Regions from separate parts of the Homo sapiens genome. Here all the other regions are linked to region 4. Evidence: chromatin loops called from intact Hi-C (ENCODE). Cell type or tissue: endothelial cell of umbilical vein. All regions are shown on one strand.

What was found. Hi-C counts contacts between places; a loop is a spot of excess contacts. Peaks named below come from ENCODE experiments on the same cell type or tissue, not always from the same donor. Only the 100,000 strongest peaks of a DNase experiment are listed, where the experiment ranks them.
Region 1: it touches region 4 in a loop (6-fold over the local background); 7 of 110 quality-filtered maps call a loop at or near these places.
Region 2: it touches region 4 in a loop (6-fold over the local background); 16 of 110 quality-filtered maps call a loop at or near these places.
Region 3: a loop joins it to region 4, with 4 times the contacts of the local background. A loop is called at or near these places in 5 of 110 quality-filtered maps.

What each region holds. Positions count from the first base shown.
Region 1 is chr2:63,022,262-63,024,761 of GRCh38, forward strand. All of the region lies in intron 19 of EHBP1 (EH domain binding protein 1), which reads left to right. Among named protein-coding and RNA genes, the nearest start is that of EHBP1-AS1, 25 kb to the right of the region's middle. RefSeq lists an enhancer at 1,402-1,471. In endothelial cell of umbilical vein, a CTCF peak has its summit at 1,402 (motif pointing left); a DNase peak (open chromatin) is centred at 1,390.
Region 2 is chr2:63,486,968-63,489,467 of GRCh38, forward strand. It overlaps WDPCP (WD repeat containing planar cell polarity effector), which reads right to left. Exons shown (of 18, transcript NM_015910.7): 3 at 480-527. Among named protein-coding and RNA genes, the nearest start is that of WDPCP, 100 kb to the right of the region's middle. In endothelial cell of umbilical vein, a CTCF peak has its summit at 1,352 (motif pointing left); a DNase peak (open chromatin) is centred at 1,334.
Region 3 is chr2:63,424,069-63,426,568 of GRCh38, forward strand. All of the region lies in intron 9 of WDPCP (WD repeat containing planar cell polarity effector), which reads right to left. Among named protein-coding and RNA genes, the nearest start is that of WDPCP, 160 kb to the right of the region's middle. RefSeq lists an enhancer at 929-1,048. In endothelial cell of umbilical vein, a CTCF peak has its summit at 966 (motif pointing left); no DNase peak of the experiment used is centred here.
Region 4 is chr2:62,456,163-62,458,662 of GRCh38, forward strand. The region is part of intron 4 of LOC105374764 (a long non-coding RNA gene); the gene reads left to right. It also overlaps a transcript of TMEM17 not described here. Among named protein-coding and RNA genes, the nearest start is that of TMEM17, 49 kb to the right of the region's middle. RefSeq lists a silencer at 667-1,226. In endothelial cell of umbilical vein, a CTCF peak has its summit at 956 (motif pointing right); DNase peaks (open chromatin) are centred at 689 and 979; H3K4me3 peaks cover 499 bases.

The sequences.
Region 1 (2,500 bases), 570 kb after region 4:
GTTCCTCCTCTCCTCCTTCCTCCTTCCTCTTTCCTCCTTCCTCCTCCTCCTCCTCTTTCTTCTTTTTCTTTTTGACAGAATCTCACTCTGTCGCACAGGCTGGAGTGCAATGGCGCAATCTCAGCTCACTGCAACCTCCACCTCCCAGGTTCAAGTGATTCTCTTGCCTCAGCCTCCCGAGTAGCTGGGACTACAGACATGCACCACCACACTCAGGTTATTTTTGTATTTTTAGTAGAGATGGGGTTTCACCATGTTGGCCAGGCTGATCTCGAACTCCTGACCTCAGGTGATCCGCCTGCCTCCGCCTCCCAAAGTGCTGGGATCACAGACATGAGCCACCGCACCTGGCCAACATTGCCAGTTCTTCCAGTGGATGGTAGATTATTAAGTCTTTCTTTTAGTTACTCATTATGTTTTTAACACTTTTCATAGGCCTGTAGGTGGTTTGCATAAGAAAACTGAACTTATATAGTCATTGTATCTGTTCCCTATCCGCACTTGTCACTTCTGAGCTGAAATGTGAAAAGTATTCATGCACTCAAAGGAGCTATCTCATCAGAAAAAGTTTACAGTGTAAGTTAAAGAAAACCTGTTGAGTTGATACCTATTTTTTTTAAAAACATTAGAGGCCGGGCACAGTGGCTCACGCCTGTAATCCTAGCATTTTGGGAGGCTGAGGCAGGCAGATCACCTGAGGTCAGGAATTCGAGACCAGCCTGGCCAATATGTCAGAACCCTATCTCTACTAAATATTCAATAATTAGCTGGGCGTGGTGGTGTGCACCTGTAATCCTAGCCACAGAAGAGGCTGAGGCAAGAGAATCGCTGGAACCCTGGGCAGTGAAGGTTGCAGTGAGCCGAGATGACACCACTGCACTCCAGCCTGGACAACATAGCAAGACTCTGTATCAAATAAAAATAGTAATAAATCAGATATTTTTAGATGCTTAATATTACTAATTAATGTTTGTAATGTTTGCTTAATAGTTTGGTTTTCTTTAACCGTTTTTTGTTTTGTTTTAATGGAATTTGGAGGAATTTTTTAGAGAAACAAAGATTAATCAAAATAGTGTGATTATTTTTACAGCTGTGTAGCTTTACAGGATCAGATTTGATACAAATATATATACATAAACGGTTATTTTCCTAAGGAAAGACAGTGGACTTTACCTGTAAAAATGAAAGTATGTAAGTTAGTTTTATCCTCTGTGTTTAAACTAGTGACATTGATACATGAATTCACAGTATACAGAGTTGCAAACATCTGGCTTGTCAGTGTCCCTTGTACTTACTGACTGGTTGTAGACTGCTCTTCTACTCTTTACCCACCCCAAAGCCAACCAATCCCATGCCCCCAGTGCCAGTTCACTCTGAATTAATAGCACCACTTGGTGGCCAAAACTAGGAATTGTGTCAAGCACTAACGTTTCTTCCCTACTAGCATGTTGTCCTCCACATTAGACACTTCTGAACTGGAACCTGACAGATCTCTTCATGGCTATATCTGTTGTGCTTTTGAAGGATCTAGCTCCATAAGGAAAGTTAAAGATACAAGTCAAGGAAGACATTTAGATTGATATAATTGTTTATTTTAAAAATGAGTTTATTACAAATTTTAGTGCTTTAAAAAATTAGAGATAGTTTTATATTTCAGGTATAAAAATTTTCTAGAGAATTGAATTTTTAAAAGTCATAAATATTTTATTTTCTTATGAGAATAAAATTAGAGGGAGCCAATGCAAGGTCTGGTGGTTCATACCTGTAATCCAAGCACTTTGGGAGGCCAAAGTGGGAGGATCAGCCAGGCGCGGTGGCTCACACCTGTAATCCCAACACTTTGGGAGGCCAAGGTGGGCGGATCATGAGGTCAGGAGTTCGAGACCAGCCTGGCCAACATGGTGAAACCCCATCTCTACTAAAAACACAAAAATTAGCCAGGCGTGGTGGCAGGTGCCTGTAATCCCAGCTACTTGGGAGGCTGAGGCACGAGAATCACTTGAACTCGGGAGGTGGAGATTGCAGTGAGCCAAGACTGCACAATTGCACTGCCGCCTGGATGACAAGAGCGAGACTCCGTCTCAAAAAGAACAAAAAACAAAACAAAAAAGATGGGAAGATTACTTGCGCCTAGGTGTTCAAGACCAGCTGGGCAACACAGCAATACCCTGTCTCTACAAATAACTTAAAATGAGCTCAGCATGGTGGCATGTGTTTGTGGTCCCAGCTACTCAGGAGCCTGAGGCAGGAGGATTGCCTGAACCCAGGAGGTCAAGGCTATAGTGAGCTGTGATGATGCCACTGTATTCCTGCCTTGGCAACACAGCAAGACCCTGTCTCAAAAAAAAAAAAAAAAAAAAAATTAGATGGAGTCAAAATTTAACACTTTTAAGACCATTTGTTTTTACTCAAATGCTTATTTTGAATCAAAGTTATACTGAACATTGCTATTCAAAAGTAGAATACTGGTTGGGCATGGTGGTTCACACCTGTAATCCCA
Region 2 (2,500 bases), 1.0 Mb after region 4:
CCACTTCAACGGAGACCAAAACAGGAAGTAACTCTAGCTAGAAAGACCTTTTGGCCCATCATAAAACTTCTGGGATTAGCAGGATTAATCAGATAAAGAAAATTGATCATTCACTCAGAAATGCCTATTTCAGATATCAGGTGAGGATCCAGGAGGCCAGCATCAGTAGGACCCATGCATTAACAATGCCCTCTACTGGGACACTGATAAATAAATGTGAATAGACTGCCCTATAATCAGCCTGATCAGCAGTAAAATGAAAATTTTCATGTCTTTCTACAGCATTTTCTCGATACTACTTTATTTTATATAGAACAGATAGATATCAACCTCAGCATTTTTCTAAAGAACTGAAGGGACTTTTCTTAAAATTCTAGAATTTATCTAAAGCTCATGAGAAGAGAGCTTTTAATGGTCAGTATTTCATGGTTTAGAATATTTAGTTAATAAAAATTAATTGCACAGAATAGGTACTTTACCTGGTGGATCTTTCTTGTCATAATACTGGTAGATCCCAATGTCTCTATCTATAGAAAGGAAGAAATAACATTAAATTATGATTTAAAAGTCCCAGAGAATAAGAAGCCAAGCCATACTATATTAGGGGAAGGATAGGGAGAAAAGCAGAAACAGTCTCCTTATGCTACTAGAAATAAAATGGCTCAAAAGCATCCGGAGATGAGTTCGTCTATTCTAGGGATATGCAGAAACTGGAAAGTTTATCAATCTAATGAGAAAAGATTTACACAAAACTAGAATGGCATGAGAAAAAGATTAGTAAAGAACTGAAATCAAGAAACACCAAGTTTTCTCTTTCACACATCCTCTGATATTTTTCACAGGGTTCTACCAAAAGGAACTGCCACTAAGCAATGCCAGATGAAATCAGTGGATGGAAGAAAATGCCCTGTTGGATTCTGAGCTGTGGTTTTCTTTTCTCCAATTTAGCTCAAGAGTCTAGTTCCTATTCTACGGCATTTGGGAGAAATCCACAGACGAGAAAGGGAAGATTAGAGGAACGTTTGGATACATTATTATCTGAAACTTGTTTAGACAGGGAAAACCCCTTCTAAACCTAAATTCGGACACTTTGCTGGGGCTACCTAAGAAGCAAAGCTGGGCTTCCCAGATGTCAAGATTCATTTAACCAAGGAATTATTCCAGTTTAAATATAAGAGAACAAAATAATTTTGTCCATTTTCTTCATATCTATGAATAATAAAATATTTCTTTCATTGAAGGAACATTTGTTTTCTTCAATGCAAAATAATTCTCAGTTACTAACATAAGGATAAAGAGTATACAACTGTTTCTAAAGAGGTGGAAGCAGTACAGGCTGCCCCCTAGTGACTGACTGCTCCAGACTTTCTCAAACTGAATGATAAAACTTCAAAAAAAAGTATTACTGCTATAATTAACTTTTCAAATATAGTCTTTCAAAATAGTCAATTGCGTGTACTTGTTAAAGCTCTATTTTATTCATCATGCCATTAGTAGAGGCATACAATTTTAAAGAATGCAGTTTATGTCTACTGGTTAGACTGAATATATCTAATAAGGATTTATTGCGAAAAATCATGAGTAGGACTTCTTGGATACTGATATTTTATTTGTTGTCCTGGATGGTGATTTTATGGGTGTTTTCATATTCTGATGGTTCACAACATAATCTTATGATCTTTACACTTTTCAGTACATATATTATACTTCAATAAAAAGGCTTTTTTAAAAAATCTAAGAACCACAGGCACTACATATGCAGACAATATCTCCATTAAAATATTCCACCCTATAATTATACTCATCATTCCATACATCCAAATATATATCATAACTCTAGAATAGAACTATGAAGATCATAAAGAATCCTGAATTATGTGCACAAGTCTGACCTACTGCATCTGGCCCAGAGTGGAAACTGTCAAAACACAAGCAGAATAAGGAGAGCATCCAGTTAAGAAAACCTGCCCTACAGTGGGTACCAGAGCTGGATGGGGAAGGTGTCCATTCAGAGAGTCAGCCTGACATGGTGTGTTAGAACTCCAGCAGGGTAAGAACACTCACATGAAGCAACAGCCTGGTGTAGGGTATTAGAGGCTAAACAAGGTAAGGAGGACATTTACATATGGGGGCAACCCAACATGGTATATCAAATCCCACATGGGGTGAGAAGGGTATCTATACAGGGAAGGAGTAGCCACAGAGATAGGGGATTGACTGCAAACAGGGTGACTGATAAGTCAATAAATAAAAAATAGGGGAGCTCCAGGTTTCCCACTGTCTGAGAAGAAAAATACAAATATGGAAAGGGAGAAAATTAGAATGAACCCTATGGTGGTAGATAGGAATGAGATGTACCAATGTAAACTCATGGTTTCAATATAGAGAGATAGATACAGAAATAAATATGGATGTAAATATGTGTGTATACATAGATACATACATTCTGCAAGCTCTGTCCACTGAGAGGGCCTGGGAGCAGCAATGTTCCAATAATGAG
Region 3 (2,500 bases), 970 kb after region 4:
AAGGAAGGGGTGAGTGAAGTGATGGCAGGGGAACGCTCTCTCGCCGCTTACCTCTGGGATTCTAGCTACAAGAGATCCCACAACCCCCATACACGTTTGAATTGGCAGGGGTATCTGCCCAGAGAGTAAGCAGAGACAAAGCTTCAGCCAGCATGGAGCCCAGGGAGGCGCGCGGTGTGTGTTGGGGGCGGGGGTGGGAGAGGGGGTGTGCGTCAGCCCTTGTAAGTGGGGCAGCTGCAGCAAAATGTGGTCATAGGTTCTCCATTTTCCTCCAGGTAGTTCTATCCCCCAACTGACCACTGAGCCAGGAGAGAAGAGGACTGTCTTTCTCATAAGACTGAGGCATGACTGTTCTTCACACCCTCGTTGTCCACCAGCCCCTCCCAAGGCCCCGCTTGGCCACTCCTGCAAGAGTGTGTACATAGCACAGCCTCCACTGCCCAGCCTGAGTGCTTTGCTGGTGGCCTTGGAGCACTTTGACTGCCCCAATATGGCCGGTACCCAAACCAGGGGCCAGAGAGCGAAGCTGCAGGCCCAGTCCCAATCCCCCAGGGTTACAGCACACAGCTCAGGGGAGCCAAGCTGAGATCTGTGGCCAGCATGTAAGCGGGGGAAGAGCTCCCACTTTCAGAACACTCAGAAGAGTGAAACATGGGTATTCGTGGGCTGGTGTGGGCCTGGGGCATGCCTCCCTCCACAGGGTTATCTGGGAAGGGTATAGCCTGTCTGCCAGCCACAGCCCCTATCTAAGAAAGCCTGAGGCCTAGAATACCTAACAAAGGTATTGGGCGCGGTGCGAGTGATCGGAGGGGGATCCCCAAGGCCCGGGAATGGATCTGGCGAGGGGCTTATCTTTCCCCCTACACCACAGAGAGATGCTGCGAATGTGCTGAAATACAAGAGCCACGTGGCTAAGAACTTATCTGCCAGTCATTACTCTTAAGCGCCATCTACTGGATTGCAGCCTAAATTACAACACAAAAAATACTCTTCCAGTATACATAGCTTGTGAAACCGAGAGCAAGAATCTAGCCACACATGAAGATCCTGTGCAGACACTTGGCCTTCTGAAAGCATCCAGAAACAAAGCCTATTGACTATACTCAACTTGAACCACAGTTAAAAACTCAAGGGAAATAAATTATATAAAAACAAAAAGCCCCATTCAACGACAGCAAATCCAAAAAGACAATACCAGCCCGCTCAGATGAGAAAGGATCCGCACAAGAACTTTGGTGATTCAAAAGTCAGAGTGTCCCCCTACCTCCAAACAAGTACACTAGCTCCCTAGCAACAGTTCTTTACCAGATTGAAGCAACAGAAATGGCAGACATAGAATTCAGAATCTGGGTGGCAATGAAGCTCATCAAGATTCAGCAGAAAGTTGAAACCCAATAGAACCCAGTGAATCCAGTAAAATGATTCAAGAGTAGAAAGATAAAACAGCCATTTTAAGAAACAACCAAACTAAACTTCTGAAACTGAAAAATTCACTACAAGAATTTCAAAATACAATTGGAAGCATTAACAACATAATAGACTAAACTAGGAAAAGAATCTCAGAACTCAAAGACCAGTTCAAATCAACTCAGTAAGACAAACAATTTTTAAAAGAATTTTTAAAAATGAGTAAAACCTCTACAAAATATGGGATTATGTAAAGAAATCAAACCTATGACTCACTGGCATTTCTCAGAGGGAAGAAGAGAGAGTAAGCAACTTGGAAAACATATTTGAGAATACAGTCCAAGAAAACATTCCCAATCTCCCTAGAGAGACTGATATGCAAATTCAAGAAATACAGAGAACCCATGCAAGATACTATAAAAGACAACCATCCCCAAGGCACATACTCTTCAGATTGCCCAAAGTCAACATCAAAGAAAAAATCTTAATGGGGCCTAGACAGAAGGGTCAGGTCACTTACAAAGGGAACTACGTCAGGCTAGCAACAGACCTCTCAGCAGAAACTTAAAAGGCAAAAGAGGAGGCCGGGCATGGTGGCTCACGCCTGTAATCCCAGCACTCTTGGGAGGCCGAGGCAGGCGGATCATGAGGTCAGGAGTTCGAGACCAGCCTGGCCAATATGGTGAAACCCCATTTCTACTAAAAATTACAAAAATTAGCTGGGCGTGGTGGCGCACACCTGTAGTCCCAGCTACTCAGGAGTCTGAGGCAGGGGAATCGCTTGAACCCAGTTTAAGCGGAGGTTGCAGTGAGCCAAGATCACATCACTGCACTCCAGCCTAGGTGACAGAGTGAGACTCTGTCTCAAAAAAAAACAAAACAAAACAAATGGCAGAAGAAATAGGTTAGGGGCCTATTTTCAGCAACTTTAAAGAAAAGAAATTCCAACCAAGAATTTCATATCTCACCAAACTAAGCTTCATAAGTGAAGAAGAAATAAAATCCTTTTCAAACAAGTAATGCTAAGGGAATTCATTACCAGTACACCAGCCTTACAAGAGGTCCTTAAGGGAGTGCTAAACATAGAAACAAA
Region 4 (2,500 bases):
CTGCTGTAACAAATTGCCACAAACTTGGTGGCTGAAAGCAACACACATTTATTCTCTTTCAGTTCTGCAGATCAGAAATCTGAAATCAGTTTCACTGGGCCAAAATTAAGGGGTAAGCAGAGCCTGCAGGGGCTCTACATTTCCTTGCCCTTTCTAGCATCCAGAGCTGCAGTGTTTGCATTCTTTGGCTCTTGGCCTCTTACCCATCTTCAAAGCCAGCAGCATAGCATTTCCAAATCTCTCTCTCTGTCTGCTTCCTTTGTCATATGGCTTTGTTTGTCTTCTGTAGTAAAATCTTCCTCTGCCTCTCTTTTAGAAGGACCCTTGTGATTACATTTAAGATCCATCTGAATAATCCGGGATAATCTCCCCACTCAAGGGCTTTCAGTCACACCAGCAAAGTCCGTTTTGCCATGTAGGGTAATATTCACAGGTTCCAGGGGTTAGGACCTGGCTGTCTTTGGGGGCCATCATTCAGCCCACCCAGTCAGTAACCTGTGAAATGCACGTGGCCCCATCAGCTCATGGTTCGGGGTTGGCTGGTCTTGAGGAAGACATCAGGCTGAAGGAAGTCTTCTGGAGGTAGGCCCTGGAGGGAGACCAGAGCCAGTCATGCTAGAGACCTCTCACCTCTTTCTTCTGACTCATCTCCTTTCTAGAAACTATGATATGAGGCGTTTGATAGCACGTGTGAGCCTGGAGGTGCTGAGGCAGCTAGCACTGTTACCAGGGTGGCGGCGGGGACAGGACCAGAACTTGGGGCCTCGCGCCCAGGTCCTCCCGTCCTTGCCTTCTCCCAGCTCCCCTCCAGGCTAACCACCTCCACGCGGGGGCCGGGTGCTGCTGCTGCCCTGAGAGCTCAGCCCCTTTCCCGGGGCGGGCACCGCTTCCCGGTCCCGGGCCTCTCTGCTCTCCCGAGGCGATAGCCACCCTGCGATCTCTCGCGCGGCCAGCAGGGGCCAGCATCCCCCGCGGAAAGGGTCGCTGGGCTGGGCTGGCCGAGAGCCGGGGATCGGCGACCCCGGGCGCCGCTGCCAAGCCCCCTGCCGTGCGGGCTGCTGCTTCGCCGTCCCAGCCCCGCAGCCTTTTGTGTCTTTCCACTTCTCCCCTGGCCCGCTGCGCTCTCGCTCTAGAGAAGGCAGAGACTGCCTTGGGTGTGGCAGCCAGGAGTGGACGGTTGCGGGCTGGGAGGCTGGCCGGGTTTCCTCCCCGTCGCGGACCTGGAGGAAGGGCTGGGTGCGGCGGGAAGGCCCCGGAGGGAGAGCTGAGCCTGGGTTGGTAGCATGGTGAGGAATAGCGGCCTCAGGGGCAGAGATGTCCGTTTCTTTGTGCACCGAAAGCTCTGAGAAGGACATCCCGATACCAGTGAACTTCTAGATTTGGAATGAGCTTCTTACCGAGCATCTCACATTCCAAAGTGCATCTGATTCGGAAGTCCTCGTGGTTCTACCTTCGGAAGGTGGGGGTGGGGTGGGCTGCCTGGGTGCAGAGGGCTGAGCCAGGCTGGTGGGAACTCCTCAGCGTCCAGCACCTGTGGGGCTGCAGCAAGCTTTTGCTGCTAGGCTCTAAACGAAGCCTGTAATTAAGGCCTTAGTTTAACTGGGTGCGCTCTCACTTTTATCTGTGGCCTGGCCTGAGCGGTTGCCTCCAGCAGCCTCAGCTACCCTCACTGCTTTGCCGCTGAACCCAGGAACGGCTATTCCACTGCAAGGGAGCTAAGACCTTCATTTGTTGCACCAACGTTTTCCTCATGGCTTATGTCTCTAGCCTCAGAGAAATCAGAGATTAGAGCCCAGATCTGGGGTCAGAAAAAGACCCGGGTGTTAGATCTGACTTTGCTACTAGCTGGGTGGCAGAAGATGGGGGAACACTTCGCTCCTTTCTACCTGTTTCCTCCCCTTGTTAAATGCGGAGGCTAATGACACTTACTGCAGATGGGGAAGCTAACAGCACTTACTGCAGAGGGTGTTGTGAGGAATCACTCAGCAAATTCTTGTAAAGGGCCAAGGTTAGAACTCAAGCCTTTTAAAATCCCATCTCTTAGTCTGGGCGGATCCCAGGAAGGTGTCAAGTCCAGCTGATGGGCATAGGTGTGTCCGTGAGGCAAGCCTGCTCTTGATGGAGCACGACAGGAAATGCAGCCTGGCCCAGCTGACAGACCTATCTACAGCGCATGTCCTCACAGGACCAGACCCTTCTGCTCCCCTTGGCTCCAGCTCCTAGATCATTCTCAGCAGTTCATTCCACGTGTAAGTGCACGCCCTCAGTTACTGTAGGAGCCAGACCACGTGGGTTCAATGTCAGCCCAAGATCCACCAGCCATGAGGCTTTGGGAAAGTCACTTCACCTCTGTAGGGACTGATTTCCCCATCTGCAAAATGGGCAGAGCGTGACCCATCTCGAAGCATTGTGGTAACGCATGGGGTGCTGCTGAATGGGACTCATTGCACTCTGCAACCTGGCTCTGGCGATTCAGACCGTGAATGCTTGGATTTTGATG